Regions from separate parts of the Homo sapiens genome. Here region 2 is linked to region 1. Evidence: chromatin loops called from intact Hi-C (ENCODE). Cell type or tissue: ovary. All regions are shown on one strand. Links, peaks and the distances in the headings refer to the core of each region. The heading gives the core; the rest is flanking DNA.

What was found. A loop is a pair of places that touch in the nucleus more often than their neighbours do. Peaks named below come from ENCODE experiments on the same cell type or tissue, not always from the same donor. Only the 100,000 strongest peaks of a DNase experiment are listed, where the experiment ranks them.
Region 2: a loop joins it to region 1, with 5 times the contacts of the local background. A loop is called at or near these places in 2 of 110 quality-filtered maps.

Annotation. Positions count from the first base shown.
Region 1 is chr14:96,083,022-96,098,914 of GRCh38, forward strand. It overlaps C14orf132 (chromosome 14 open reading frame 132), which reads left to right. Exons shown (of 2, transcript NM_001252507.3): 2 at 3,490-10,950. The coding sequence ends at 3,714. It overlaps LOC124903374 (a long non-coding RNA gene), which reads left to right and starts at 12,801. Exons shown (of 2, transcript XR_007064321.1): 1 at 12,801-14,700; 2 at 15,620-15,893. RefSeq lists enhancers at 3,003-4,202, 9,152-9,321, 11,488-11,988, 11,989-12,489, 13,939-14,440. In ovary, for the core only: no CTCF peak of the experiment used is centred there; DNase peaks (open chromatin) are centred at 7,500, 7,770 and 8,570.
Region 2 is chr14:96,401,042-96,416,934 of GRCh38, forward strand. AK7 (adenylate kinase 7) reads left to right here. Exons shown (of 18, transcript NM_152327.5): 3 at 3,716-3,824; 4 at 7,806-7,900. LOC124903276 (translation machinery-associated protein 7-like) reads left to right here and starts at 13,620. Exons shown (of 3, transcript XM_047432025.1): 1 at 13,620-13,692; 2 at 14,018-14,155. The coding sequence starts at 13,620. RefSeq lists a silencer at 11,482-11,614. In ovary, for the core only: no CTCF peak of the experiment used is centred there; no DNase peak of the experiment used is centred there.

The DNA.
Region 1 (15,893 bases), core at 4,244-12,243:
ATCCGTCCCACACTGACCATCCTCTTTGGCAGTTCTGAGCTCCCACTACAGGTGCAGGGCAAAGGGGACTCCCCATGAGGCCTGTCCCACGGCTGGGAGCTCCAGGATTGGGGTTTATGAAGTACCGCCTGTGGGGAGCCCTTCTGCTGATTTCAAGTTCATTAATTCTGCATGCTTTTACTTGTCACTTTTTTTGTATGTTAAGGATGGGGCTGAGGGGGTTTGTGATGAGTAGACCATATCCTTGCCTTCAAGAGTTCTCTGTCTAATGGGAGGTGGACATCCAGTTATGCACACCATCCTGACTCCTTTCTGGAACGGAAGTCTGGGGTATGGTCAGCAGAGTGATGCCCCCACCAAGGATGTCCACGTCCTAACCCCTAGAACCTGTGGATGGATTACCGTTCATGGCCAAAAGGACTTTGCAGGTGTGATTAAGTTAAGGATTTTGAGATGGTAGGAGTAGCCTGGATTAGCCAGGGGAGCTCAATGTCATCACAAGGGCCCTTATAAGAGCGAGGCTGGAAGATGAGAGAGAGAGATTGGAAGATATTACACTACTGGCTTTGAAGATGGAGGAAGGGGCCATGAGCCCAGCCATGAGCCCAGGAATGTGAGCGGCCTCTAGAAGCTGGGAAAGGCGAGAAAACAGATTGTCCCCTAGAGCCTCCAGAAGGAGTGCAGCTCTGCCAACACTTCGATTTTAGTCTAGTGAGACCTCTGAAACTGTATGATACATTAGTGTTGTTTTCAGCTACTGTGCTTGTGGGAATTAGTCACAGCAGCGACAGGAAACTGACCTGCAAAGCTATTAAATAAATACCTGCCGGGAGGCAGAGAAGGGAGGGGTGCAGAGGCTGGAGGGCATCACCCTGACCCGTTTGGCAGGAATGTTAGGAATACAGGTGCCGAGTGCCTCCTGGCAGGAACCCATCAGAAGCAGGTGCTCAAGGGCCACCTGATGGCCTGGTTGGCGGGAGCCCTACAAAAGGCTCTGTCCAGGTTCCCTTCCTCTTTCCCCAGTGATTTGGATGAAAATACTCATCTCATTCACATTTGCCCTAAAGAGAAGAGAGAGACAGGACATATGCCCAGAGAGCTCCATAGGGTGGGAGAGTGGCTCAGATCCCATTCGTGGAGTCCAGGGAGACATCTGTCTGAGCAGCCAGCAGCATGGGCCTGGTGAGAGAGAAGAGACAAGAAGCAATGAGTGGGAAGGGACAGGAACGCTGGTTAATTCCTGGGAATCTGGCAGGGGTCGCGGGGGGATGTGGGGGCAGAACAATCCCCTGCAGCCCCCGTCATGCCCAAGAGGAAAAAAGCACAGCTTCTCACACTGAGCCTGCTTTCCAAGAGGCCACCAGCAAATGTTGGTGGCTTTACCTTAGCCTGGAGGCCTTCTGTTGTGGACAGGTTGGGCAAAGGCACCGATGATGTCGCCTGGGGAAGGGGAAGCCTCCCATTAGGCTGGCATGTGTCTGATGCACCCACACCCCATCTGACCTGCAATTCTTTTATTTACACTTATAATTGTATTTTTAGCATAAAAAACTGTTGTAATATTCTTGTTTGCATTGGTCATTATATTTAATTGAAATATAGTAATAGAATATGTTATACATATAAGAAGTACTCATATAAAAATGTACCCCACGAGGGGTGAACACAGCATGGTAACCTGCAGCCCCCACTCAGAAATTGCACCTGGCCTGCCCTGAGCCCCATAGCAGTCCTTTCCAGTCACTGCACTCTCTAGGTCAATAACTGCCCTATTCCATCCCCTCAAGGACAGCACCATGTTAGGAATATAGGTGCCGAGTGCCTCCTGGCAGGAGTCCATCAGAAGCAGATGCTCAAGGGCCACCTGGTGACCTGGTAATGGTCATCCTTTAAGAGGAGGCCACTGAGACTCAAGGCAGGCCAGAGAGCTTCTGAGCAGCAGCTGCCCAGGCACGTGTGTGCCTCTCATGTTCCAGGAGCCTGACCCTGAAGCCCATGGGGCTGCATGCAGAGCCGGGAGTGCCTGGGCTCACAGTCAGACACTCGTGGCACTCAACCCTGACACCACCACAGATTAGTGCTATGGCCTTGACCTCTGCTTATCCACCTGTAAAATGGGGTTGCAGTATTAGCCTCCACCAGGATTGTTGAGTGATTGAGAGTATTTTAATGTCTCTAGCACAGCCCCTGACCATAGCAGGAGCTCCACACAGAATACTGTCTCATGCGGTGCTCGGTAACTGTGCATCCGATGCAGGCCTCACTGTGTCATGTTCATTCATTCAGGTTCCCTTCAAAAGAAACATTGATTATGGGCCAAATAGGTGTCAGTGCCAGCCCAGGAATGCACATGCATATTCTGCCTCTGGAGAGGGCCTGGGAAGCCTGGACATGGGCCTCCTGGGCTGGGGCAGGAAGGGGCCTCCTCTTCACTGCTGTGTCCGGGATCACCCCCTCCCTTGGAGCACCCCACCTCCCACCTGAAGTCTGAGCAGCAGAGAACCTTTAAAAACAGAAATAGGAAGTTCTGATTCATGAATGCAAACATTCTGGCATCCCGTGTGCAGTGATGTGCGGCGTGGGCGGTGGGAATTAGGGAACCTCTTCTAGCGTATTTGTTCCTATCCACCGGAAGGTATACAGTGTTCATACTCATTGACTCAGAAATTGTGTGTCGGGGAGTCTGCCCTAATAGATAACAATGTGTGTACCATGATGCATGTACATGCTAATGGATGTACAAGGATGTTGATCAGTGCATCATTTATCATAGGAAAAGTGGAAATTGCTAAATCTCCAACACTAGGGGAGTGGTTAAACTGTGGCTTATGTTCATGATAGAATAATACACAATTGTTAAAATGGAATTTTGATGGCCATTTTGAAACAGGGATTAAAAAACACGTTTAAATGTGTTTTCTCTCTGTCTCTGTCTCTCTCTCTCACTCTGTCTCTCTCTCTCTCTGTCACACACACACACACACACACACACAGAGGAAAAAAAGATTGGAAAGAAAAACCATCAAAATGTTAGCACTGATTATGTGGTGGGATCATGATTCTCATTTTTTATCCTGTTTTATATTTTCTTAGGGTTCTATGCTAAGCATATATTATTTTTAAAATTAGAAGAGGAATGAAGGCATTTTACAACCCATATCGTTATGGAGGAGCCTGGCATGGGGGGAGGGGAATGGCTGGAGGGGTTGCTGTGAGTCCTGGTGAGTCACCAGCTAGCTGTTGGGTGAGTTCCTTGATGCTTTCATAGTAGCGTGGGCATGAGAATGTCTGCCTCAAAAGGCTGCTGTGAACACTGATTTTTATAAATTACCATCAATGATAAAACCACAAAAGCAAAGCCCCATTTTGCAGGTGCAGTAGAGATCGTAGCTTCATGTGGGGTTGTTTGACCAGACCACTTCCCTTTTGCAGGGTACATCTGCCCAAGCCCCCATGGCCCTGGATAATTCTCTCTCTCCTTCTTTGCAGCTGCCCATGATGGGGGGAGCTTTCATGGACTCGCCCAACGAGGACTTCAGCACCGAGTACTCCCTGTTTAACTCCTCTGCCAATGTCCACGCGGCTGCCAATGGCCAGGGCCAGCCGGAAGATCCTCCTCGGTCCTCCAACGACGCCGTCTTGCTATGGATTGCCATCATAGCTACGCTGGGGAACATCGTGGTGGTGGGCGTGGTGTATGCCTTCACCTTCTGAGGACGGCACACCCTGCACCACCATGGGGTGAGGCTTGGCACGTAGCTCTGACTTGCTGTCGGCCTTTGGCTTCTCCTGTGTTCTAGAACCAGGAGTTTTGACCAGGGGCGGCGGCCGTCCTTCTGGAATTTCTCCCCAGCAGCCCTGATTTCAAATATCCCATGTTGTGGTCAAGCTGAGTCAGAAGACATGGAAGTATGGGCCTCCTGCCCCTAGAGGCATGACGGGGCAAGGCCTTCAGAGGGCAGATTGGGGATCCTTGAAACTACATTCCAGGAACATGGGACCAGATGAGACAGCTAGTTAAGTTTAAAACATAGACATGATTTGATGATCGCTTGCTGGTGGTAAATAATCACTCGTGTGTCTTGTTTTTATGCAAACTTATCGAACCTAGGGCGTGGGGTGCTGGGGCAAGAGCAGCCCTCAGAACTTCAGTGTTCCTGACCCAATTCTGGTTTCACATTCAGTCCCTTGGCCATCTAGTAGGGCCATTGGATGTTCCTAGTTTGACTTTGAAATGGCACCTTTGCCACCAGACACCTGGTCCCTTCCAAGACCCAAGTGCATTGGGAGACCCAGGGATGGGGGGTTACTGGTAATAGGTGGGGTTTCTGGGGGTGTTGTTGGTGGTTTTTATCTCCTGGTCGGACTTTCTCTTCTTTTTAAGAAGAGGAGAGGATGTCTTTAAGAGCTAGATGTGCCAGGCAGTGGACTCTTCAGGCCACCCACGTGAGAATGCTGTTTCTTCTCTGAGGAATCGTGGAATTTTAAAGATGAACAAGATTCACATCCACTGAATTATTCAACGGATGGGTCAGAAAGGGGGGTGATTTGCCTGTGGTCACCAGGCAGGTTTGTGGAGGAGTCGGAACAGAAAGATGTGTCCTCACTCTCAGCTCACTGAGCTCTCTGCCCCAACTAAGCACTTCCCTGAGGAGGTTGCTGAGAAGCTGCCCTCAGGAGAATGTCCAGGCATCTTGAAGGTGGGTGCGAGATTGGCAGGCTGCTCAGATACCCGTCCTTTACATTCAGTGTGGATACCGTGCATTCTCCTGAAGCTGTGAAAGTGCTTCTGCCCAAGCCACTTCCTTAAATTCTGAAATATCAGCATCTGGGGTCCTGGCAAGCAAGGAAGCTTCCAAGTAAAAACCAGAGAGAAGGGCACACTTTTCTTTCTTCATTAGGAAATCTTATTGCACAGGAACCACCCCCACCCCCACCCCCCACACCTTCCCAAGGCAGCATCCCAGTGCAGATAGAGTGGGAAAGGTCCCAGAAGGGGGCTCACTCACCTCTAGGCCCAGAGAGGCTTTCTCCTCACTTTATACACTGCAAAAACAGAAGAATTGTGTCAATAACACCCTCTGTAGTGGAGAAACTTAAAAAGCTGGTTAGGAAGCTCTCGTGTATATTTAGAGACAATTACAAGAAAGCTGGACTTGCCGCTGTGGTCTCAGGAGAAATGAGTGTTCTTGATGACAGGCAAAGGGACATCTTAGTTGTCCAGAAGCGGCACTCTTCCCTGGAAGCCGCCATGTTAATAGGATTACTAGCCTGGCTCCAGACAGTGCCTGCTCATGGCTGCCAGTTCTTACCGATCACATCTGTCACTGCCACCGTATATCATCTGCCAGTGCATCAGCTTAAGGGGAGGTCACGAGTGCAAAAGAACCTGACCCTTGACAATGAGGGAGAAGGGACATGGACCACCTGTCTGGAATTCCTGGAATCACTGGCAGGGTGGAGGCTGGGCTGGGGAGTTAGCCGCGGTGTGCGTGAATGGCTCTGTCTCCAGCAAGTCTCTCTCCATCAAACCCCAGGTCTGCCCCATAAGCAAGATCTTTAACAGATGGATGTCTCCATGAGAAAACCCAAGGCGAGAAGCCCAGAGCCATGGCGGGGTTGCTTGACGTCCTCATGGAGTCACTCTGCCCCACATGCTCAAATCTTCCCTCTGGCCCCACATCCCTAGGAGGGCCTGACCCCTGTAAAGATACAGGAGGCAGCTCCCTGGCCTCCAAATGGCCCATGGAGATGGCAGTCGGGAGACAGGGTTCTGTGTTTGCTGCGGTGAAGGGAGGAGAAGGCAGGAGGAAAAAGGATGGCTTCTAGCCCTGAAGAGGACTCCAGCATCCCAGGCACCGGGTGCTTCTGGCTGCAGTTTTCCCTATGGAGGCCCCTCAGCCTCCAGCCCTAACATAAATGTCGGTTAAATTCAGTTTTCAAGCCTCTCTCCCTTTTCAGTGTCAGAGCAGTAGATGGTCCAGGGCATTGGAGGCCTCGACCACTCTGCATTGCAGATTACAGTGACTTCCTCGGGGTTGCCCCATCTTGGTCTCCTGTGGTTTCTTCATCAGCTTTTTTTTTACCAGCATCTCTCAAATAACAATGAAGATAGATATGCCCATTAGTGTCTGATTAAGGAGCAAAGGCTGGATTTCTGGCCACAGCGAGCTGCACTCTCCCTCCTGCCTCAGCCGGGGTCCGTCTTAGCAGTTTGGAAAGGGGAAAAAGATGCCGGTCCTCACTGCTTAAGTTTTGTGTCCAGGTGCCACTAGACTTGCATGCACACTAACTCCTTACAATCACCACACAGCATCATCGCCCCAGTGCACAGATGAGGAACCAGAGGCTCAGAGGAGTGAAGTTGCCTTCCTGAGGTCACACAGCATGAAAGTGATGAGCTAGGATTTGAATCTGGGAAGTTGGGCTCTAGAGCCAGACTGTACTGCCTTCTGCCACACTGTACTGCCTTCTGTGACTGGGTGGCACCTCCAGGGCACATTTACACAAGGCCCTGAATCTGCAGAGGCTGTTTCTCAAGATGCCCGTCATGGTGTGGCCTGGGCCAGCTCTGGCTTCCACAGGTCCCTGACTGTCCTCAGAGTGGAACATGCTCAACCTCCCGCCCACTGCTCTCTCTCTGCCCAGATTTCAGGGGTGCCGGTCCCCAAGGCCTGCCCCCTTCTTTAAGACTGAACTCAAGTCTCCTTGGAAGGCCCCGGTGAAGCTCCCAGAGACTGGTTTTCTTGGGATGCAGGCAGAAGGGGACCCTCCCTGGCCAACACCCAGGAGCCCAGCAGAAGCACCCACACGTAGAAAGAGGCTCACTACAGCCAGAAGTGCAGAGTCAGAGTCCTGGGACCATCTTGTTCTGCAAGGTGACCCCAGGCTCCCCAGGACAGGGGAGAGGGATCGTCCTCATTCAGACTCTAGCTGGGGCCTCTGTACTGGCTTCTCCCTGGGTGGGGTTGCCTGTTACATAGCTGTGCCTCAGAGAAAGGGTCCTGCATTTTCTGGAATGTTCTCTGTGCTTACCCCTCTGTGTGCCCCTCCATTGCTCCTCTACAAGCAATTAGGTGATTCAAAAGAGCAACTTAGGCTGGGTGCAGTGACTCACACCCGTAATCCCGGCACTTTGGGAGGCCGAGGCGGGCAGGGACAGGAGTTCAAGACCAGCCTGGCCAACATGGTGAAACCCTGTCTCTACAAAAAATACAAAAATTAACCAGACATTGTGGCATGTGCCTGTAATCCCAGCTACTCAGGAGGCTGACACAGGAGAATTGCTTGAACCAGGAGGCGGAGGCTGCAGTGAGCTGAGATTGTGCCACTGCACTCCAGCCTGGGCAACAGAACGAGACTCTGTCTCAAAAAAAAAAAAAAAGAAAAGAAAAAAAAAAAGAGCAACTTACTGCTTTGTGAGGTTGTGAGTGGCCACCACTGAAGGTCTTTGAGAAGAGGCCAGACGCCGCTGTAGCCAGGCCTGTCTTAAGAGGACTTGTGCTTCCAGGGACCCAGGCAGGATGATGGCGCAGCTCTTCCTACTCCAAGCCAATGCTGTCCTTCCCCTTTCCCATGAAATCAAGGTCAAGAGGCAAATAAGACTCCCTGCTCCACTCTACCCCCCAGAGAGAAATGATTCTCGCTCCTTTCAGATCCCCCAGGATCTGAGGGAGAAAGGATGGGAGGAGGGGCAGCAGCATTTCGCTGGAAAGGCAGCAGATGCTTTTCCAGCCCCGGTTCAGCTGGAAGGCTTGGAGGCTGGCCAGACCACTCTGGCGTCTCCTGAAGTGGGTCCCTGGAGACCGAAGAGGCTCAGTGGAGTCTGTCTGTTGTCAGCACTGCTGCCTGATCCCTGCAAGACAAATGGCACTTTCCTTCTTCAGAAGCATCATCTGCCTTCATTATTAGCAGTAATATTATTCCCAGTTATTATTCTTACCGGTGCCAGTTTTGCACATCTTTTTGTTGCTCTATTTGTGTCTCATTTACTTCTCAAATTGCCCCTGGGGGCAGGAATGAGGATGCAGAGAGATGCACGTTAATTACTGTCGCATTTTTCTGTGGAGAAAACTGAGGCCAGGGCTGAACGCTCACAGCTAAGGAGCTGTGATTCAGACCCAGTTCTGTCAGCTCTAGAGGCACCCTGCATCATGCCCACCAGGGTGATCCCCCTGGGATGGACCATCTCGGGATATGAGGCCTCGGAGGCTGGGGTTGAGATTTGGTCCTGAAGAGCTTATAGCCAGATTGCCACATTCAAGTGTAAGTCCAGGAAAGGGGCAGGCGGCAGTGCACAGGGATTTATCAGTTCCAGAACCTCACAGTGATAAGAGGCTTTAGAGAGCATCTAATCGAGACCTTTAATTTTTCGGGGAGAGCAGCTGAGGCCGTGTGGAAAATTAGTGGAGAGCTGACAAGTGTCTGGGCTCCTGGCCCAGGGGTCCGTGGTCCAGCACGTTGTGCGTTCAGTGGGAAGCAAAGGGCTTGCCCGGGATTACCTGCCCCAGCCCCGAGGTGGGTTGTGCTCCCTGCAGCTGCCATCGGCCCGCTTTGCTTCGTCCTGGCAGATGCCCAGTGATTGTCCCCGAGCAAGTGCCAGGGTTGGGCTGAGCTGCTATGACAGGGAGGCCCAGGGAGTTCTGCTCAGGGAGCCAAAGGGAACAGCCAGATCCTGAATGTTCTATGTTCACCTGCCCCAGCCCCACCCACCCTGGCCCACTCCACAGGCCCCTGACCATGGTCACTCACGGAGAGGGATGGAGGAGAAGGTGGTTGAACTGAGTACTGAGAACCCAGAGGACAGAGCCCACAGCTTCCAAGCAGGAAAAGGGACCTCTCTGAAAAATCTGGATAACCAGAATTATCACAGCACCTTCTCATTCCCAGCGCGTCCTTCTGAGCTCAGACCTTGAGCATTTACTGGGTTTCTTTTTGAGGAAGAGGGAAAGTGACAAAGGACAAAACAATGCAAATCTTCATGACTGAAGACGATCAAAGACTCCCTGGAGCGAGAAAACAGTTACTGCCAGAAGCAGAATGGAAGAGCCAAAAAGTACACAAAATGGACGCCATAAATTCTGAAATAAAAGTGTATGATGTGTTCTGAGTCACTGTAGAAGTCATGCATTTATTATCAAGATAGAAAAGAGCAGAGAATGACGTGGACATTGGTCCTCGGAGAGGCTGCGTAGGTGGTGCGGTCCCCGGGGGATTCTGGATGCTGGTCTTTTGACCGTGGCGGCAGCCTCGCGCCTGCCCGGATGGCTCCATCCAGACATTTGGCAAGGCTGTCATCTGCTCTTGGGTCCTTTTTCAAGCTGATTTCCTGCCTCCCCAAGAGGAGGTTTGAGCCCCATTCTGCCTTGGAAATAAATCCTGACAGATGTGCACAGCATATTTGCAGGGAATTTGCAGGCCTCGATTATTGGGGGAATCAGAGCCCATTCCACACCGAGCCCCATCCACGTGGCTGAGCAACACCCCTGTGTCCCCTGTATCTGTCTCACTGGCTGTCTTTCTCCCAGTTTCTTAAAGAACCACACCATTACTGCGTTTGCCGTTCGAAGCGTTGTCCCAACAATGCAGATGGTTCTGACAAGGGCTCTATATGCTGGCAGAAGGGAGCTTCCAACCTTTTAACTTGAGGAAAATGAATCTCTGAGAGGCTTGAGAGTGTTGCCAGGTGGAGCTTTTCAGGAGACAGGGGTCTTGAGCCCAGGACACCTAACTATCGAGTTTTCACTAGGAGACTTAGTGGTGGCTTTCATGAGGCCAGTCGTTCTCAAGGAAGGGCTGGGGGCCATCAGCAATGTCTGGAGACATTTTTGATTCTCACAGCTTGGTGGGGACTGCTATTGGTATCTCATGGGTGGAGGCCAGGGATGCCACCGAACATCCTACAATGCACAGGGCAGCCCCCCACAAATAAGAATTATCCAGCCCCAAAATGCCAATAGTGCCGAGGTCAGGGGACCCTGTGCTGGCCATCCTATCTCTGATTCTGAAACTATGCATGCTTTCCACTTTTCCCCATTTGTGAGTCATTGAGTAAATTAAAGCTCTTCTGAGCAGCAGCAGTGATCATGGTCACTGCCCTGCGTTCAAATAATGCGAGCTGAGGACAGTGATCTGCAACTCCCAGCATGTCATGTGGTCTCTTAGAAATCCATGTGACTGTTTCCACCATCTTGGGCATTTGTGGGGACCCCCAGACTGGAGGGAGAAAGCCCTACAAAGTGGATGGGAGTGTGGGGCTGAACTTTTCCCTACCCTTAACTTTGTGTCTCTGGGACCTCCAGGGACCTGGCCCCTCACCAATGCATATGAAGAGTATGCTTGGGGAAGAGCTTAGGAATGGGGTGGGCATGGGAGTGCTGGGTAGCAGCCTTTGAGCAAATCTGCATCTTCTCTTATTTCTGACCTTTTTCCACGTGCCCAGTCCTATTTCTGCCAGTTGAAGGCATACTAATATTCTTTATACTATTTAATCTTTTGCAGAAACCTTACTATTATAACTTGCTACTCTCCAGATACCAATTCTTCATGCCGAGAGCATCGGAAATGTTTTTGTGTCTTACTGATGTTTTCATGATCAACTTGTAAATGTAAGCAGTTGACTTCATAAAAGGTATTTTAACTATTCTTGGAGTCCTTTGCTACCCAAGCACCTGGTTTCACCATGCGATCACTGACTTCTCTACAGTGAAGACTCTTTCTTAATAAAGGATTTCGCTGTGCTCTTTTGATTAAAAATATCTAACCTTAAAAGACGTAAAAATGTATCTGTGAAATCTCACTTTGTTAGCGTTGCTGCTGTTGTCATTTTCTATTATGATAACTGAAAAGAGAAAAGAAGAAAACATGAACTCCTCTGTGTCTGGTTCTCATCTGTGCTTTATGCAAAGGAGATGATCTACTCAGCTTTAAATGGCTCAGCCCCAGCGTCACCTCCATTCTGATGCTTTTCCTGCCCCACCGAGGCAGGACAGGTCCCCTCCTCCCTATCCCCTCCTGATACCACTCTATCATCACACCTGTAGCAAATCAAATCACGGAAGCTACATTCAGTTTTCCCAACTATCTGAGCCATCTAAGAGCAAACTTATCTTATTCAATGTGTTATCCCCACCACCCAGCACAGTGCCTGGCTCCTAGCAAACATCCGATATTCTGTGAATGAGTGAATGATACCTAAATGACCAGCCCGGTACATTTCAACACTATGAGGAACATGGACCATATCATTTTCCTTATTAGTTCACTGATAGTAACAAACATTCGTATAGCACTTATGAGGTGTTTGGCGCAGCTCTGAGCTCTTTCCACACATGTTAACTCACTTAATCTTCGTTTTACAAATGAGGAGTCTGAGGCATGCAGAGGTTTCTTGCCCAAGGCCATGTAACTGGTGAACCAGGACTGAAAACCTGATTCTGGGTCAGTCCTGGGCTTAGGCCTCAAGAAGCCTTTTTTTTGTTCTGTCTTTGGAACCCTGAGGATGCAAGCAAGGCTAGCCTGCTGGATGAGGAGAGACCAGAGCCTGGCCATTCCTAGCCTGCCAACAGTCCAACAGATAAGAGAGCCAAGGGAGGGGTTAGAACAAGAAGGTGTTCCATAATGTCAAGAGCTGCATGGACTTTGTAGGCAGCAACTAAAGAGCTCACTGAGGACTGCCTGGAGGAGGCAATACTTAACTTGGCATGGAATCTGCAGAAACAGGTGCACAGCAGAGGTTGCATGGGGTTCGGGCTAGAAGACCAGGCTGGATAAAGGTCAAGGCAGCAGTGGATCTGAGGCTGCTGAGGATGAAGGGATACAGCCAGCTGAAAGGGGCCTTGAATGTCAGGGTGGGCACCATGGTGGGCCATGGGCCACTGTTGGCCATAGGGAAGCAGGGCTGGTTCTCAAGTAGAGAGGCCTGCAGTTTCTGGAGCAGGGAGGCAGCAAGAGAACTGGGAAGGGGCTCTTGATTTTGCCCCTCGAACCTGCTCCTCTGGCATCTTCCCTCGCTCGCTGGATGGCACCTCCGCCCTGCACCAGTGTGGCTGATAAGGTGGGGTCTCCCTCCCAATCGTGTGCCTTGCAAAGATGGCAGAGGCTTTCACATGGCCCAAAGGACTGCGTTCTCAAGACTGATAAGCATCATTCTGAAATAGCAAAAATGGCTAGCAGCAAGGTTTTTCAAGAAAAGGAGGCATCCCTGGTCCAATGCTGCTGAATGTGTCTCAAGAAGCTACAGCCAGTCCAGCCCAGGCCACAGCGTGTCCCTCACTTCCTGCCCCACCCTCCTTGCTAACATTTAATTGATTTAATTGAATTTTTGGTTTTACCAATCAGGATTGTAAACACATTCATCCTCATGCAATGTGCCTATTCCTAGTCAACCCTGGTATTGTAAGGGTATGGGCAGCTTTCCTGGAGCAGAATGTCCATCTGTAATGTGGGGCCTGTAAAGAAATAAAGGTTCAAACAACCACAGCTCTTCACTCTGTCCAGGAGTTGGTTATGCTGTGGGTAGTGGGGTGCTCCTCTCCCCTAGGGATGAGCCGGTCCCCCATTAGCTGTGTACTCTTGGAGGGGTAATGCCTCCTCTGGCTCACCCCTTTGTCCTCCCCAGTGCCCAGCCCAGGGATAACAGTGTCAGGCTTTCCATAAATGAACTAATGAGGGGGACAGGGATGAACACCGCAGCCTCCCTTCGGTGCCTGCTGGAATGGCCAAGCTCTGCATCCGCTCCCCAGAGCTGCCTGAGCCTTTAGGGTTGGAGGAGGGGGAGAGGAAGGGGAGGGATGGGTTTCTAGGGCTGAGATGGGCCCCTTAGTGATTCTGGTGGGGCTGCCTGTTTATTTAGCTGCCTGCTACCCATGGTCTCCAAAGCCTGCCCTCGCTGGGGATTTTCCATCTGGCTTCCAGTGACTCAGGCTCCCGCAGGGTGCTGGCCTTACCAGGCAGCAGAGATGGCCCCACGATTAATATTGATACACGCCAGCTGCTGAGGCCTCTTTCGCAAGCAAGACAAATAATATTAACTACCACAGCAACCGGCCTCTGAGCCGCACTGCCCTTAGGGTTTGCAAGCACTTTCCATTCCAGCTTTCCATCCTCTGAACAGGTGATCTGTGTCGGCCCCTCCCATGCCCCAAGCACAACCAGGCAGGGCACCTACTCTCTGTCTTGTGTGGTGGGGGGTGGGGGGAGGCAAAGGATCAGATGAAGACAATGGGTTGTAACTGCATGATAGTGAGAAGCTGAAATGCGCCGGGGCTGAGGGGCGCCTCCTAACCAGCCTAGCACTCCAGGCCAGAACGCCAGGGAGACAAGCCTCCAGTTTTTAGAAAACAAAACTGAAGTTCATCGACTTGTTCATTCAATAAGCAATGACTGAGCACCTGCTATGAGCCAGGCACTGTTCTAGACACTCAGGGTGTATAGTGAACAAAACAAAGCCCCACCCTGCTGATGGCAAAGGGAAGGTAGACAAGAAGCCAATAAAGAAATAAAGATCAAGCCTTACTTTCTGAAAAACCAAAAGAAAGAAACAGTGAAAGAATGCGCTATGGAATGGAGACAAATGTTGGGGGAAACAGAAAGTAAGTGTGGGGCTGGAGCGGGAGGGGCATGAGGTTTTGGAGAGGATGATCAAGGCACTCCTATCCCCAGGGGAGAGGTGGTGCCAGTGTCTCAGGACAGGGTGACAGTTCAGAGAGGTGACCTGACAACGTGCCTGGCCACCCCAAGCTTCTGGATAGAGAGAGTTTTGTACTCAGTTCTTACAGAGTATTGTCTTGTCCCAGAAGTGCTTTTGGAAATAGCATCATTCATTCATTCATTCATTCATTCATCCATTCCTTCACTGAGTCTCTACTCTGAGCTGGACAGGCAAGGATACACCCTGGCTCCTGCCCCCACGGTACTCATGGTCCAGGCTCGAAGTCCCTGTGTCATGATCATGGTTGGGGCAGCAGGACCCAGTTCTCCCCTGAGATTAAGTCTCAGAAGACACCTGGTTAACCAGCCAAAGTCTGCATGAGGGTGACACTGGCTGGAGAGTGCCGCCCACAGGGAATGCTCAGGTGGTGCCTTATACCTCGTTGGAGCCTTCTGAGTGGGAAAGGCACCTCCCTGTGTGGCTCCTGCAGGTGCTGCTGGGGCCTAGCACCCTAGCACCTATCTCAAGAAGTCAGACATGGCTGCTGGGGCAGGTGCATGCTGGTCTTGGACTCTCAGCATCTGTTGTCACTCCTTTCGGTAAAGCATGCTATTTCCTCTTGGGGAGCCACAATCCGCAGTCTGTGTACTCGATCCCTCCTGGGCTTGGTAGCCTGAATGCCCCATGGTCACAATGATATGTGCAGGGTGTGTGCCTGGCTCTGGCCTGGGCAGTGGTGACCTTGCAACCCCCTGATCCCAGTGGCTGGGCCAGGAGTGATTACACAACCAGACAGATGCAGGCAGCACAGATGTCCTGACTTGTAAGCGAGCACTGGGAAGCAGTCTGCACGGGGGACCCTGTCTCTCTGCTGGAAGGAAAGCCAGGAGGATGTGCGCCTGTCTTGGCAGCTGCCATCTCACCGCTGTGAGAGAAGCTGCTGAGAGTGGAGGTGCAGCAAGTAGAGCCCAGAGATGGGAAGAAAGAGACTGGCTCCTGCTGGGTCTAACCGGACCCCTGTGGATCAAACCACATCTGATTCTCCTTATGTAAGCTGATCAATTCCCCGTCTACTTGAACCGGTTTGAGTTGGGTTTCTGCCCCTTGTCATAGAAGGGATGTTGGCGATACTCCTTCAGTGCACTCTGGCCTTCACCCCACATGGGGATGGCCACCCCCAGGTTGAGGAGCTCTAGGGGGCCGTCCTATTCATCCTCGGCCATCCTGGGCTCTCCTGCCTGGCTGCTGCCTCACTCTATCCCTGCTGTCACCCAGTTCCCTTTGTCCCTCGAAGCTTGAACTTTGAGTCCAGCCACAGGTTCAGCTTTTCTGGCTCGACACATTGTCCTTGGTTTTGGCCTTATCTGCTGGTTTCTGATGGCCTCAGATACTGTCCACCAATGAGGCTCAACACCTCGGACCTGACCCCAGAATTAGCCTGATCCTGCCTCCAAAGAATTACAATTTGTCAAACAAACTCCCTCCTCATTTTTGTTTCATGCCAGTAGAGTGGGGCGGGGGGCTGCCCCGGTACAGCCCTCTGTCATTACTGCTGCTCTGGGAAGCCTAACATCACCAACATTATGCATCCCACTTCGTAGTTTGCAGAAATCTTTCATGCAGTGGACTGAATATTTGTGTCACCCCCCGCAAAAAAATTCCTATGTTGAAATCCTAACCCCTAATGTGATGGTATTGGGAGGTGGGGAGGTCTTTGGGGGGCGATTAGATCATGAGGGTGGAGCCACATGAATGGAAAGTTCTCTCATCAAAGGGACCCCAGAGAGCTCTCTCGCCCCCATTCTGCCAGGTGAGGATGTAATAAGACGGCCCTCTGCAACCCGGAAGAACTCAACCTTGCTGGCACTTTGCTCTTGCACTTCCAGCCTCTAAAGCTGCAAGAAATAAATCTCTGTTGTTTCTCCAAGCTAAGACATCTCACATACATTTTCTAATTTGATCACACAGGAGCCCTGCAGTGCACTGCCCAGATGCCCTGGGAGGGCTGGTGCATTTTGGTGTGCCCCCCTCCCAGCAGCAGTGTGCCTTTGTCTCCAACTGCAACCCCTGCAGCCTGCCCTCTGGCTATGGGTCCAGCAGCTTTGCCCACACAGGAGCAGCCAGGAAGGCCAGGCAGTTTGCTCCCTTCCTCCTCCCACATGGTGGCACTGATGACAGGTGTCCCAGCTCCTTTGCCTCCAATGGGCTCTAACAACTTACACCCCGGAGCTCCCTGCAGGAC
Region 2 (15,893 bases), core at 2,880-10,879, 320 kb after region 1:
TCTGTCAGGTGTCCAGTCAGCCCCTCCTTTCCATTCTCATAGCCATGTGCCTTAGTCCTGATCTCCAGCATCTCTCACTACTCACCTGAATTTGATTCTGCGAATGTTTCCTGTGCACCCTAATGATCCACAGATGAACGTGGAGCTCACGGCTTGGCAGGGACTCTGTGACAGTAGATGTGGGGACAGAGGCATGCACAGAGCATCACCCAAGGCTCTCTGAAAGGGGCACCTAAGGAATTCTCAGTCTTATCTAGAGAGACAGGCAAATGAAGCTTCAAATCCCTCCTGCCAAACAGATCGGGGCCTCCTGTGCTCTGATCTTGAGATCCTGGAGCCTCCATTAGCACAAAGTCCTGCAGATGGCCCTCCCTTGGAAGGTTGGGATCTACTGGAGATGGTGGGGCTGAGGCTGGTCTTCCGTGGTTGAGTGGAGCTTGCAAGACAAGTAAGGGAGGAAGGAAACACCATGCAAGGGGGAATGCCTGGGAAAGTATATGGTGCGCTGTGGCAGAGAAAGAGCATGGGTTATGGGAACCACAGGGAAGACACAAAGGTGGCAGAAAAGGTGGGGGAGAGTGCTCGCTTCAGCGGCACATATGCTCAAATTGGAATGATACAGAGAAGACCAGCAAAAAATGAATAAAAGGTGAGGGAAAGGTGAGAATGGAAACCGTTAGCCTGGTTCAGGTTATGAAAGGTGCCTCTACCTGGCTCAACAAGTCACCTGCTATTCCCTGAGCATTCTGGGCTCTGCCAGGTGAGCTTGTATTCATCCTTCCAGCCCAACTCAAATATCTTCTCCTATGAGACAAAATCATGTCTTTCTCTTAGTCCATTGAATCTCAGATGTACCTCTATGACAGCCCTTTCCACATTTGGGTCTTCTGTGTCTGGCTGTACAGGTTGCACACTGTACAAGAGTGCCTGGCTAAGGGCGTGAGTAGGGGCTGAAGAGCAGCCTGTTATGTTGGCTGTCCTGGGCCCCAGAGTTTAGCCCTTCTTATAATTTTTTCACCAAGCAGGTTACCTTTTTTCTCATTTGTACAACGGCTTCATATGTGCTTGGTTGGGCCCTTGTCTACATTAGACCATAATTATTTGGTATAATATAAATCTTCTCAAGAAAGTGCATACACAGATGCACACACACACACACACACACACACACACACACAATTCTTCTTAGTATCAGCAGCTATATATTATTCATTTTTGCCTCTATTACTACAGTCAAAAGCAGGGCCCACAAATGTTTGTTGGGTGAACAAATGAATGCACAAAAATGGTCAGTCCCCATCGGGTCAGGACAACCATTCTCCTGAAAATGCGGCTGTTTCATCTTAAATAGAGCCAACCATAATTTGACACGTGTGCGTGTTTTTCTGTGGACACCACTCCCACCTGCTTTTACAAGCTGGAAACATAGATGCTGTATCTTCTTTCTCTTGGGCCACATCTAGAATACACATCTTTGAGTCCTCGTATTCTCCCAGTGTTTTCTTCTTTTCTTTCATGTGTCATTTCTGGATCTTGATCCATCCTAGGTGTACTGGGAAGGTAGTTTCCTTTCCCACTGTCATGCTACTGGTAAAGTAAAAATCAATGTTTGGATCAAAATTGTCAGTGGCTTCCCTCTTGCACATTCAGCCAAGAGAAGGAAGTGAATGGCTGGTGGTATGGGTCGAGTTGTTTCTCCCCCACCCCCAAGAGATATATTGAAATCCTAACCCCCAGTATTTCTGAATATGGCCATATTTGGAGATAGGGTGTTTGCAGAGGAAATCCAATTAAATGGAGGTCATCAGCCAGGCGCAGTAGCTCACGCCTGTAATCCCAGTACTTTGGGAGGCCAAGCGGGCGGATCACCTGAGGTCAGGAGTTCAAGACCAACCCGGCCAACATTGTGAAACCCCGTCTGTACTAAAAATACAAAAATAGTGGGTGCCTGTAATCCCAGCTACTCGGGAGGCTGAGGCAGGGAGAATTGCTTGAATCTGGGAGGTGGAGGTTGCAGTGAGCTGAGATTGTGCCACTGCACTCCAGCCTGGGCAACAGAGCAAGACTCTGTCTTAAATAAATAAATAAATAAATAAATAAATAAATAAATAAATGGAGGTCATTAAAGTGGTCTTATCATCCAATATGACCAGTGAGCTTATAAAAAGGGGAAATTTAGACACAGATGGCACACAGGTAGAACATCATGTGAATATCAAGGTGGAGATCAGGGTGATGCATATACAAGACGAGGAACAGATTGCCAGCAAACAAGCAGAAGCTAGAGGAGAGGCACAGAACAGACTCTCCCTCTCAGCCCTTAGAGGGAACCAACCCTACAACACCTTGATCCTGGGTTTTTAGCTTCCAGAACAGTGAGACTTTGGTTGTTCAAGCCATGCAGTTTGTGGCAGTTTGTTACAACAGCCCTAGAAAACTAATGCAGATTCATCCAAAAGAATCTAGGGAACAGGGCTGGAGAAACTAGCAACCTAGTGCATGCTGTTGAATTTAACAAGGACGTATTAACCTTGCCAAGGCAGAACTGTCATTTCCTAAGGAAAGGCATCAACTTCCCTTTGTTTTTCAATAAAGGAAGAGACCCAGCTTGGTCTAAAAGGTTCTGCTTTAATACAGTTGGTCAAGGAACTGCGGAAAATAGCTGATGTTCAGGACAATGGGAATAACAACTAATGCAAATCTTAGTTTGGAAATGCGGGGTCCTTTTATGGTTCTCTTAATGCACTCAAGGTATTGTACTATTGGGAAGTGTACTGGTATTCATGCAGCAAGGATTGACTAGTTAAAACACAATGATCAACAGCTGGAACCGAGATTCACGCCTGTAATCCCAACCTTTTGGGAGGCCAAGGTGGGCAGATCACCAGAGGTCAAGAGTTTGAGACCAGCCTGGCCAACATGGTGAAACCCCATCTCTACAAAAAAGAAAAAAAAAGCCAGGCATGGTGGCATGTGCCTGTAGTCCCAGCTACTTGGGAGGCTGAGGTATGAGAACCACTTGGACCTGGGAGGGGGAGGTTGCAGTGAGCTGAGATCACGCCACTGCACTCCAGCCTGGGCAAAACAGAGTGAAACTGTGTCTCAAATTAAAAAAAAAAAAAAAAAAAAAAACACCAAAAATGATCAGCAAAGCAGCAAAGTTACTTCTATTTAATGTATAAACTTTACATTTTTAATCATTAAAAGTTTCTGTATTTTTAAAATATTCCCGGCTGTCAACTGTAATAAGGTACCTTACATCTAGAAAGAGAACAGATTAAATCCATCTTGAGAATTCTATGACAATCCACATTCATCATTCATCAGCACTTCTGAGTGATTCGTGGTATATAATTGCTCAAATAATCTTGCATAGAGTTTGAATTAGTTTTAAATGCCTCACTCATTTTCTTTCAGTGTGTTCTAATTCTTCCCTTCTGAATTGGAGTTTAAACAGCATGCAGAAATAGAACCTAAGATTATTATGCAATTTTTAAATCATCTGTTCCAAGCTGTTTTCATAAACTTCTTTGTTACTTGAAAACTACACACAGAAGAGAGTCACAATTTCATTTTAAATAGAAATCCTCCTGCAAGTGTTTCCTGTGGGACTCCTCAGTGTAGCATATGTATTTTGAAAATTATCATTTCATTGAAATATGAAGGTTACCTTGTTAGCGTCTTGCTGCAAATGGCTGTCAATTTTCTTTTTCAGGCCATCTCTCGAGAAGACCTTCTCATGCGCCTGCTGGAGTGTGATGTTATTATTTATAACATCACTGAGAGCTCACAGCAAATGGAGGAAGCCATCTGGGCAGTCTCTGGTCAGTGAGGTGTACTCTTTTATCTCCAGGGATGCTATTGTAGTGCTGCCTACTTCACCTAATAGTCATCTAGGAACACTAGACAAAGTAGGGCTATAGAAAAACTGGTCTGAGACTTACCTAAAGTATGAAATCCATGATAATAATATGGATAGATACTTCTGAAGAATAGAATATTTTTAATTATCAAAAAAATGAAGGCCGGCACACTGACTCATGCCTGTAATCCTAATACTTTGGGAGGCCGAGGTGGGAGGATTATTGAGCCCAGGAGTTCAAGACCAGCCTGGACAACGTGACAAGACCTCGTCTCTACAAAAATAATAAAATAAAATAAATATATGTTTTTAAAATGAAACATTACCAGGCTGAAGTGACCTGATCATAGCTCACTACAGCCTCGAACTCCTGGGCTCAAGAGATCCTCCTGCCTCAGCCTCTTGAGTAGCTGGCACTACAGGCTTGTGCCACCATACCCCAGCTAATTTTTTTTTTTTTGGCAGAGATGGGGACTTGCTATGTTGTCCAGGCTGGTCTCAAACCCCTGGCCTCAAGCCATCCTCCAGCCTCAGCCTCCCAAAGCACTGGAGTTACAGGCGTGAGCCACAATGCCTTACCAAAACATTTAACTTTTAAAATGCAACCTGACTCATTCCATAGGCGCTGCTTAAGGAGGTGGGGTTGAATGTACAGGGCAGATACAAAGACAGATAAGAAAAGGTACCCCAAGGCACAAGTCATCACACAAGAGACAAGGCACCCAAGAGAAACTTTAACTCAACAAAGGGGGGTGCGCTCACAAGGAAGTTGTGTATAAGAGCCACGTGACTTTAAGAGGGGAGGAATTATTTCCAACTCTAAATATTTGATTCAATTCAACAAATGTTCCCTGATGCCAAAGGTCAAGGAAGGCTTGTAGAGAGTGCTTGTATTTTGAAAGTGCTTTGAAAAATGTAATGAATTCTAAGGACCTCAAGTCTAAGAGAATGAAGTGGTGTCTAGCAAGGTGGTGCTTTTGTGATTCACCTCCTCCAAAGCAACCTCTTTTTTTGTTTTGAGACAAGATCTTGCTCTGTCATCTTGCTTTGAAAAGTGTAATGAACTGTAATGTAAGGACCTCAAGTCTAAGAGAATGAAGTGCTGTTTAGTAAGATGGTGCCTTTGTGTTTCATGTCCCCCCAAAGCAACCTCATTTTTTTTTTTTTTGAGGCAAGATCTTGCTCTGTCACCCAGGCTGGAGTGCAGTGGCACTGTCTTGGCTCACTGCAGTCTCCACCTCCCGGGTTCAAGTGATTCTCCTGCCTCAGCCTCCCAGTGCTGGGATTACAGGAGTGAGCCACTGTGCCCGGCCAAGCAACCTCATTTAATACATCCAAATGCCTCCATAGGTGCCTCTTGATTGTGAATTTCAGACATTAACCACTGACTTCCTGCTGTCACAGATGGGCATTGGCCTTTCTTAGGACCACCCTCTCCCCCTCAAGGAAATGTAACCTTTTCTCAAGCTTTGACACTGCATTTCCTTTCATGAGCTTTAAAATGTAGAGTGTTTTACTGCTTCCTTCTAATAAAGAGGTTCGAATCATCAAGAAAATTTTCCTTTTCTATTTAGAGGAAAACTTTTAGCTGAATTACTTCATTTTTGAGATATAGAGTGTTTGTGTCTGCAAGAAAATATAGTCAGAGATCCTTCAATCTGTCACCAGAGTCACCTGGGGGGTATGGGGTTGGTAGGGCATGAGGTTGGTAAGGGATGGGGACTTTGTCATTTTACCTACTGCACATTCTTAGATTTTGTTTTTCTCGCAATGGATATGTATTCCTTTCTTTTTTTTTTAAAGATAGGGTCTTGCTCTGTCACCCAGGCTGGAGTGCAGCAGTATATCATAGCTTACTACAGCCTCAAACTCCTGGCCTCAAGCAATCCTCCTGCCTCAGCCTCCTGAGTAGCTAGAATTACAGGTGTGCATCCAGCTATTTTTAAAAAATTTTTTGTAGAGACAAAGTCTAGCTATGTTGCCCAGGGTGGTCTCCAGCTTCTGGCCTCAAGCGATCCTCAGCCTCCAACAGGGCTGGGATTACAGACGTGAACCACCACACCCAGCTATGTATTATTTTTAATAATGTTTTATTAAATTATTTTTAAATGTCTTAGAATTCTCCTACCTTGCCTTTCGCAGATACTATGGAAGGAAGGCAAGATGACAGAAGAGAAAGGAATACATTATTAGAAAGGAGAGAAAATATCTGCATATAGATGAAGGGTGTGTTCAAAGGGGAACAAGCAGATCATTCTAGACCTGTTATAAATATCATAAATAAAAAAGGATAACCCAGTTAGAGGACCTCAAAGTGTGCCAAGTATTCACAAAATAGGCCAAACTAAAGCTCGGCAGGGCAGAAAGGTTAAAAGAGCAAAATTAAATTGAAGAGACAATTTTTGTTATTAGACTAAAAATAGAAACAAAAGTAACACAAAGTTTGGAATAATACGTGATCATAGTGTTCTTAGACTTAATTCAATAACGCTTTCTCGTTTTAGGGTAGAAATCAATACACTTAGATCCAGGATATCAGCATTTCATTTTGTTGCTTTTGTTTAGGGAATCACCTCATGATACTAAAATCATACCATGGCAGCTGCATTACTTAGCCCCTCTGACAGTTTAATTAGACCTCACTTTGCAGCTCTGATATGTTTCTTTCTTTCTTTTCTTTTTTTTTTTTTTTTTTTGAGACAGAGTCTCGCTCTGTTGCCTAGGCTGGAGTGCAGTGGCGCAATCTCGGCTCACTGCAAGCTCCGCCTCCCGGGTACACGCCATTCTCCTGCCTCAGCCTCCCAAGTAGCTGGGACTACAGATGCCCGCCACCACGCCCAGCTAATTTTTTGTATTTTTAGTAGAGACAGGGTTTCACTGTGTTAGCCAGGATGGTCTTGATCTCCTGACCTCGTGATCCGCCCGCCTCGGCCTCCCAAAGTGCTGGGATTAGGCTTGAGCCACCACGCCCGGCCGATATGTTTCTTGAAAATTATACATCATGAAGAATATGTTAATGGAATCCCTTAGCCAAATACATTCAAGGAGAATCAATGCTTAAATGTGTAGAGAGCCTTTTTGCAAAGCAGCAAACCCTTTGGAAATAAAATGCTCTCCTTTCTCTCCACCTCTATCCTAAATATGAATCCCTACAAGTTGTTGATTACCAAACGTTTCTGCCTTATCAGTGCTCTCCACTACAGCCCACAGCCCCAGGGGTGGAGTGGGAAGGGTGGGCACACCCCGAATTACTTCCTTCCACCATGGCTTTCACTGAACAGGGTTGCCTTATGGGAACTCCTAAGAGGCCCTTACTTTCTGATGTGGGGCCTCTGCTGCCCCATCCCCAGCCTGCTCCCTTTTCTGGGCAGCTGGCTAGGTGGCATGGTGGGTACAGCATGGGCCTGGCACCCAGACAGCCTGGATTGGACTCTGCCCCATCACTTCCCTCTATGATCCTGGGCAAACTGTGCCTCGGTTTCTGCATCTGTAACCCAGAATACCTATCTCATAGTGGGGGGAATTCAACAAAGCCCATGAGTTGTTCTAATAAGGATCCTATGATCCTTACTGTCACCAGCCCTCCCAAAAAGTAAAAGCACATGGCCAGAGGCCAGAAAACAGAAAGGGGCCACAATTCTGAGCTCAGCTCAGAAGGGATCAGGCAACTGATGAGCATAGTGGAGAGAAAGGGCTGCAGTGGAGAGCACTGATGAGACTGAAATGCTTGGTTGTGAACAACCTGCTGGGATCCGTATTTCGGATACAGGTAGCGAGAAAGCAGGGGGAATTTGAAGAACGGTGATGGGAACAGGTCAAAGAAGCATCAGAGGTAACAGCACCCTGGTGTTAAGTGGCTCCTACTGGTGACTAATAGTACACGTGATTTAGAAACCAAGTTGTGCATGGGTCCAAATAACCACTCTGCTTTTTGGCCCCACAGCACTCAGTGAAGAAGTCAGCCACTTTGAAAAGCGAAAGCTATTTATTTTACTGTCGACGGTGATGACTTGGGCGCGCTCCAAAGCCCTGGACCCCGTAAGTAGAGCGTTAGCTTTCCTTTAGGTAACATTTCAGCCATAACACCTTGTAATCTGTGTGTGGAGGGAACTTCCTATGGCGAGTTGTGTATTCTCCCACTCCTGAATCCTATCCCATAATAAGCACCCAGCAGAGTTTACTGACTCTAAGCACATTCAATTCTAAGGGATTTCATTGTTTTATATGCCTCTAAGAAGGAAAAATATGCTGCCTATGAAACTATAGCAAAGCTTGCTTATCACTTATGGTATGTATTTTAAACATATTGAAAGAGCTCTCTTTTAGACTTACTTAGACCCATATTTTTGTCACGTAAATTCTTGTGCATACATTAAAAAGAAATATAGGCTGGGTGCGATGGCTCATGCCTGTAACCCGGCACTTTGGGAGGCCGAGGCGGGTGGACCATCTGAGGTCAGGAGTTTGAGACCAGCCTGGCCAACATGGCGAAACCCTGTCTCTACTAAAAATACAAAAATTACCTGGGCGTGGTGCCAGGTGCCTGTAATCCCAGCTACTTGGGAGGCTGAGGTAGGAGAATCCCTTGAATCCGGGAGGCAGAGGTTGCAGTGAGCCAAGATCGCACCACTGCACTCCAGCCTGGGCAACAGAGTGAGACTCCATCTCTAAATAAATAAAGGAAGAAAAAGAAAATATAAGTAAAATATAGTGATTATAGTATTCCCTAAACTTCCTAATATTCAGAGTCCATCTCTGAATCACACCACATTCTGTCTTTTTCCACACAACTCAGTATAAAACTCCTGAAGTACGTGGTTATTACGTTGCAAGAAAACATGAGCCACAGTCATTCTTCCAACATTCTCTTGACTAATGTAAAATTGACGTTTGGTGCTCTGTTTCTGTGCCTTTGTGCCTATGCACTACCTTTCCATTTCAGTGCTGAATCACGGTACACTCTTTTAAAAGGCAATTAAATCAACGCGAGTAGTTGACTCAACTTGAAGTGATAACAATAGCAATGGTGTGTTCAAGGTCACTGAGTCACCGGCAGCGACATTGCCAGCGATTCCTGGCTGACCACAATGATACACCATTGATCCCAGATATGTTCTAATTTCAGAAATGCTAAATGTGAAAAAGTGAATGATATGGTCAATGGAATATATTATATATAACAAGGAGATATTTAGGGATTCATCACACTTATTGCATCAAATGCTTTGTATTTGTTTAATTGTCTCTCCCCTGGTGGACTGAGAACCCCTTGAGGGCAGGGACCACAGGTTTCATGCTCTTTCCTTGTAAAGTTTACTCAACTACTTTGGATGCCATCACCTCAAGGAGCAGGTCATGGTCATTTTATTCCTGTTATAATCCCTTCCCTCAGAGCGTCCAGCTAAGTGTCCACTATAAAACAATTATGAGTCAATGGACTGGCTGACCACTGTGCTAGCTTCCGGACTGATTGTCCCAACCAAAGTAAGCAAAATAATGAACAAGTTCAACAACGGACTTCAGGAACAGCTGGGCCCAGAGGATTCAACGATGTCCTCAGTGCTCACTGACTCTCTCTCTTTCTTTTATGGTTTCTTTTCTGCTCTGAGTAGACTTCACTCTCTAGTAAGCCTCCTACACTGAATGGACTGAGAATGGAGAAGAGATGGTTCCCCAAAGAAAACATGGAGCAGTGGCTCCTGTGTTAGCTCCTGTCCTTGTGGCATGCCCTCATCCTGTCACTGTGGTTTTAATTTGCATTTCCCCAATGACAAATGATGGTTTTAAATGATTTATCAAGGTATAATCAGTGTACTAAGCCAGGTGTAGTGGTGCTTGCCTATAATCCCAGCACTTTGGGAAGCCAAGGCAGGAGGATTGCTTGAGCTCAGGAGTTCAAGACCAGCCCGGGTAACAGGGCGAAACCACGTCTCTACAAAAAATGCAAAAATTAACCAGGTGCGGTGGCAAACCTGTAGTTTTAGCTACTCAGGAGGCTGAGGTGGGAGGATTGCTTGAGCTGGGGAGGTCTAACCTGCAGTGAGCTGAGATCACACCACTGCACTTCAGCCTGGGTGATAAAGTGAGACCCTGCCTCAAATAAATAAATAAATTTACTGTATTGTATACGGTTAAGTTAACCTTTTATAGTCCTGAGTTTCAACAACTGCATGCAGTTGTACAACCACCACAACAATTAGGATACAGAACACTTTCATCACTTTCCAAAATTCTCTACCTCATGCCACACACAAAGTCAATTCCAGTTGGATTACATAACTGAAATTAAAAAGCAAAAACTTTAATTTTTTAAAAGAAAAATTAGGCCCAGCCCAGTGGCTCACACCTATAATCCCAACACTTTGGAAGGCCAAGGCAGGCGGATCACTTGAGATCAGGAGTTTGAGAGCAGCCTGGTCAACATGGTGAAACCCCATCTCTACCAAAAAATACAAAAATTAGTTGGGTATGGTGGTACGCGCCTGTAGTCCCAGTTACTCAGGAGGCTGAGGTGGGAGAATTGCTTGAACCTTGGAGGCAGAGGTTGCAGTGAGCAGAGATCGCACCACTGTACTCCAGCCTGGGCGACAGAGAGAGGCCCTGTCTCAAAAAAAAAAATAAATAAATAAAGGAAAAATTATAGAATTTATGGAGGATTCCTCAAACAAGACCAAATACTGCTAAGTATTTTATAATTGACAAATCTAGCTGCAATAGGATTAATGAAGTAATAAATAATATTTGTGTTTGAGATTTGCTTCTAAATAATCCAGGAGGATGAGGAAGTCAGTGGGGGGTATAGATACAACAAGACCGATTACGCAAAACAAACAAGTTTGTCCCCAACAAGTCTAATTGAAGGGGGCGTGGCAGAAGATGTGGCATCCGTTCGAAGTCAGAGTGAGCTGAGTAAGACTTTTGCTTGCAAGCAACAGAATCCAGCTTTCTTAATCAGAAAGAAGACATGTTAGAAAGACATACACAATGTCTTACAAAACCCATGGTCAGAGATGCCACTGGGCGCCAAGGACTGGGAGCCATGGGGAGCTCAGTAAATTCTCCTACTTTCCTCTCTGCTTTTCTCTGCTTCTGTCTCTTTGTCATTGTCACAGGAAGTCTTTTTCGTTTTGTTTTTAGAGACGAAGTCTATAAAACAGAGCCCTCCAAAGAAGGGTTTCCTCTGCCAGATTTACCAGGGTTGGCTTTTGAAAGGAGAGTTCTAATCATGGACTCTAAATCGTAATCCCTATAAGATAGACTTGGGATGGGAAGAAGAAAGGTGAGCTGCAAGGACTCCTGGTACTTTCTTCCTTTCTTTCTTTCTTTTTTTTTTTTTTTTTTTGAGATGAAGTCTTACTCTGTTGTTCAGGCTGGAGTACAATGGCACAATCTCAGCTCACTGCAACCTCCGCCTCCCAGGTTCAAGCAATTCTCTTGCCTCAGCCTCCCGAGTAGCTGGGATTATAGGAGCCCGCCACCACACCCAGCTAATTTTTGTATTTTTAGTAGAGATGGGTTTTCACCATGTTGGTCAGGCTGGTCTCGAACTCCTGACCTCAGGTGATCCACCCGCCTCCGCCTCCCAAAGTGCTGGGGTTACAGACACGAGCCACTGCGCCCGGCCGTGACTCCTGGTACTTTCTTAGCTCTCCCTTGGCCTTGCAGTACTTTTTTTTTTTTTTGAGACAGTCTTGCTATGTCACCCAGGTTAAAGTGTGGTGGCATGATCTTGGCTCACTGCAGCCTCCACCTCCCAGGTTCAAGTGATTCTCCTGCCTCAGCCTCCCAAGTAGCTGGGATTACAGGCACATGCTACCACTCCTGTCTAATTTTTTGTATTTTAAGTAGAGATGGGGTTTCACCGTGTTGGCCAGGCTGGTCTCAAACTCCCGACCTCAGGTGATCTGCGCACTTCAGCCTCCCAAAGTGCTGGGATTACAGGCGTGAGCCACTGCTCCCAGCTACACAGGAAGTTTTAACAGCCAAGGAAACCGGTTCTAAGTAAAGAAAGAGTCACTAACATAATAGGTTGGAAAAAAATCATTGTCAGCTGATGACCTTATAAAAGATAAGCTCTGTCACTATGAAAAATGTCCCAACAGCAGCCCTTCTGAGCACCCCCAGTACACAAATTGTATTCTGTAAGTCTGTTTTCCAGTAGAAGTTAACTCCAGGACTCTGGAGTTGGGAGGGAGTTGATTCTGTGTCTTGGGCCAGTGAAAACTGGGATAGGCTGGAACCTATTGTTGATGCTACAGAGCCAAGATCTGTTCAGAGATGTCCTGAGTAGGCCTGAGAGGACAAAGAGGGTCCCCACCAGCCACACTGTGAGAAGGCGAGCATCGCAAAAGTGATTCTGTCTGTTGGTTGCTTCCCACCTGCCCCTCCAGAGCCACTCTCTGCTCTTCTCCACCCTGCTCCAAACTTGTAGTCTAGATCAGTAAGCAACCTTGTCCTCTGCTCCCAACTGGGTTTGGCCAGTGGGGCTCACTGGTGAGAGGATAGGGGAATTGAGAAGAATGAGGTCAGATCACTTATTCCCCTAGCTCCCTTCGGCAGAGTTGCTGTGGGTAGGCTGAGTCTCTGAACCCAAGCCACTGCGCCTGCCGGGCAACCCCTGTCCCTGGGCTCTAATCGTTGCCTGCCCACTCAACACGTTTGGATTTAGGAGTAGTACAGAGCACCTGTTCCTGGCTCCAGGTGACGTGGTTTCCCTACACCCTGCCCACATCTTCGTAAACAGTCCTGTTATTAAACTCTCTTGAAATTACCCAACATTGAATATGCTGTTTCTTTCCCACGAGGATCCTGACTAATACATTATGCTTAATTGAAATCAGTTGAGTATGTGAAAAGCCATGACTCCATAATGTAACTCAGAAAAGTGAATATTAGATTGTTGTAAATGCTACTGGCTTCCTGTCATGATGCCACCCCACTGTCTTCCTTGCCAGCAGAGCCATGACTTGTTAAGTTCAAGTGTCCACACTGCCCATGAAATCTAGAGAAGGGAGATTCTATTCCCATTCCAGGGGAAAATCCTGATTGATCCAAACTAGCCATGATGGTTCTATTCTTCTTGCCGATGATTGGCTAAGGGGTGGGCATGCAATCCAATTTTGGGATGTGGGATGTAACAAACCTACCCCCAAAATGTAGAGTGGCTTACACATGGAGGAAGTTTGTACCTTGCTCAGGTAAAATGTAAAACAAGTGTTGCTGATGATCAAGTCAGTCTTCTCCCAACTCTGATTCAAGATCCAGGCTCCTTCTGTTGGATGGCTCCAACGCCTTCCAGAATTACCTCTGGGGCTGTCGTGCACACTTGCATCAGGCCTGTGGAGGGGAGAGAAACACAAAAGATTATGCATGGGAAGCTTTATGAACCAGGCTTGGAAGAGATGCTCATCACTTCTGCAAATTTCTTTGACTAAAACTCAGCCCATAGCTGAGGAGCCCGGAATATGTAGTCTAACTGCATCCAGGAAATCAGTCTGGTTTAGTCTCTGGCACAGAGGAAAGATGGCCAGGAGACTCCCAGGAAGGGCTCATCCCTGATTAGGAGAGACTTCAAGGAAGACACGGGCTTTCTTTCTTTGTGGATGTTGTCATATCTGGATGTGAAGCTTGGACTGCTGCTACTAGTCTTGCTGTGATCCTGAAAAGGAAGGCCACACATAGGAGGCAGAGCTCAGAAGGCATCAGAACAGCAGAGCCAGTTTCCAGTGCAGGGCCTGGGGAAGGTGTGGTAGGCGCTATGTCTGGCCACGAAGGTGGCAAGAAAAAGTCCCTAAAACAGCCCAAGAAACAGGCCAAGAAGACGGATGGAGGTTGAAGAAGATAAGGATTCCTTCTTTTTTTTTTTTTTTTTTTTTTTAGTGTGGTGCAGGCTGGAGTGCAGTGGTGCAACCTGGGCTCAGCTCACTGCAACCTCCACCTCCTGGGCTCAAGTGATTCTCTGGCCTTAGCCTCCTGATTAGCTGGGACTACAGGCACCTGCCGCCATGCCCAGCTAATTTTTAAAATGTTTTTGTAGTGACAGGGTTTTGCCATGTTGCCCAGGCTGGTCTCAAATTTCTGGGCTCAATTAACCCACCTGCCTTGGCCTCCCAAAGTACTGGGATTACAGGTGTGAATGACCGAACATGGCTGAAGATAAGGCTTTCAAGCAGAAACAAAAAGAGGAGCAGAAGAAATTTGAGGGGCTAAAAGCAAAGGCCATGGGGAAGGGACCCCTCACCACAGGTGGAATTAAGAAATCTGGCAATTGGCTGGGCATGGTTGCTCACACCTGTAACCCCAGCACATTGGAAGGCTAAGGTGGGAGGATCACTTGAGCCCAGGAGTTCAAGACCAGCCTGAGCAACACAGCAAGACACCATCTCTAAAAATAAATAAATAAATAAATAAATATTTTGAAAAGAAAAGAAAAAAGGAAATCTGGCAAGCAGTAAGCTGTTCCTTGTGCCTGAGGCGATGGTGACCCTTGATTCCATGTATATTTGAACATCTGGATTCCCTGCATCACATCTTTTGCCACCTATAGCTGGAATGAAGTGTTGTCTTGGAGTCTACTGTACATTTAAAAGTAAACTCTTGGAAAAAAGAAAAACAAAGAAAAAACAGCAGAGGCAGGCCAGCCCATGGTGCCTGGAGCCACCCGACTTAGGAACACTACTTATGGGAGATGATTTTCCCAGTGCGTAGGTCTTTTTGAGTTTGGTTTTCTGTTGCTGGTAGCCAAAAGCATCCAAATGGATTAAAACTGCACAAAAATCAGTTTTGTTACAAATGAAGGGTAAATATTAATTTATTATTAATAAATTTTAATACATTAATTAAATTAATTAATTTAATACATTAATTAATTAAATTAATTTAATACATTAATTAATTAAATTAATTTAATACATTAATTAAATAATTAAGGTATCAATTTTAATAATAGGACAATCTTAATATATATTGGGGTTGGTTTTTCCCTTAGAACCTGTTTGTTTTTAAAGTCTAGCTATGTACTTGTTTCTGTATGTGTGAGTAAAGAGATATAACCCAGAGGTGACCCTGATTCAACCAAATACTCCAGAACAAGGGCCGACGGGCTCTGATTGTCACACGTAATAACCAGGGAGAAACGGAGTCCACCAAATGATCCACGTGGGCAACCAAACACAATCACCAATTAAAAAGAGAATCCAGGCCGGGCACAGTGGCTCATGCCTGTAATCCTAGCACATTGGGAAGCCGAGGCAGGTGGATCACCTGAGGCCAGGAGTTCAAGACTAGCCTGGCCAACATGGTGAAACCCCGTCTTTACTAAAAATACAAAAAAAATTAGCTGGGTGTGGTGGTGTATGCCTTTAATCCCAGATACTCAGGAGGCCGAGGCAGGAGAATTGCTTGAAGCCAGGAGGCAGAGGTTGCAGTGAGCCAGGATGGTGCCACTGCACTCCAGCCTGGAGACAGAGTGAGACTCTGTCTCAAAAAAAAAAAAAGAGAATCCAACAGAGTGCTAGAGTGTTACAAGAAAACAGATTTGCCCATTGGCCTGATAAAGGGCAGGGGAGATTACTCTGTAGACTATGTTCTTTACCTCCTAGAAAGAGGAAGCCTCTAAATGAGCTTAGTAATTATAACAAGATAGTAGTAAGGCAGGCTGAGTTTCCAGAAATGCTGACAGCCATCCATATATAATATAACAATGAAAGGATCACGGCTGTAACCCCTGCTAAAGGAAAGGTCAACCACTTACCCTTTACTGGAAAGACAAATGATGCAAACAGTTGGGAGGAACTAAAACCCATATTAAAGGTTTGGGTTCAAAATACACTTTATTTGTTGTGTTTGTAACAAGTGAAATTTAAGGACTAAAGGGAACACAGCCTAGCAACTGGTCGCAAAGGTGCATCATACACAAACAGATCTCTGTCCCAACCAGGAATCAAGGAATGACAGCTCAGAACCTGCGGCCCCCTCTGGTTGGAATTTATGGGCTCCAGTGCCACTGGCCAGAGAGAGATTGATCTTCCTT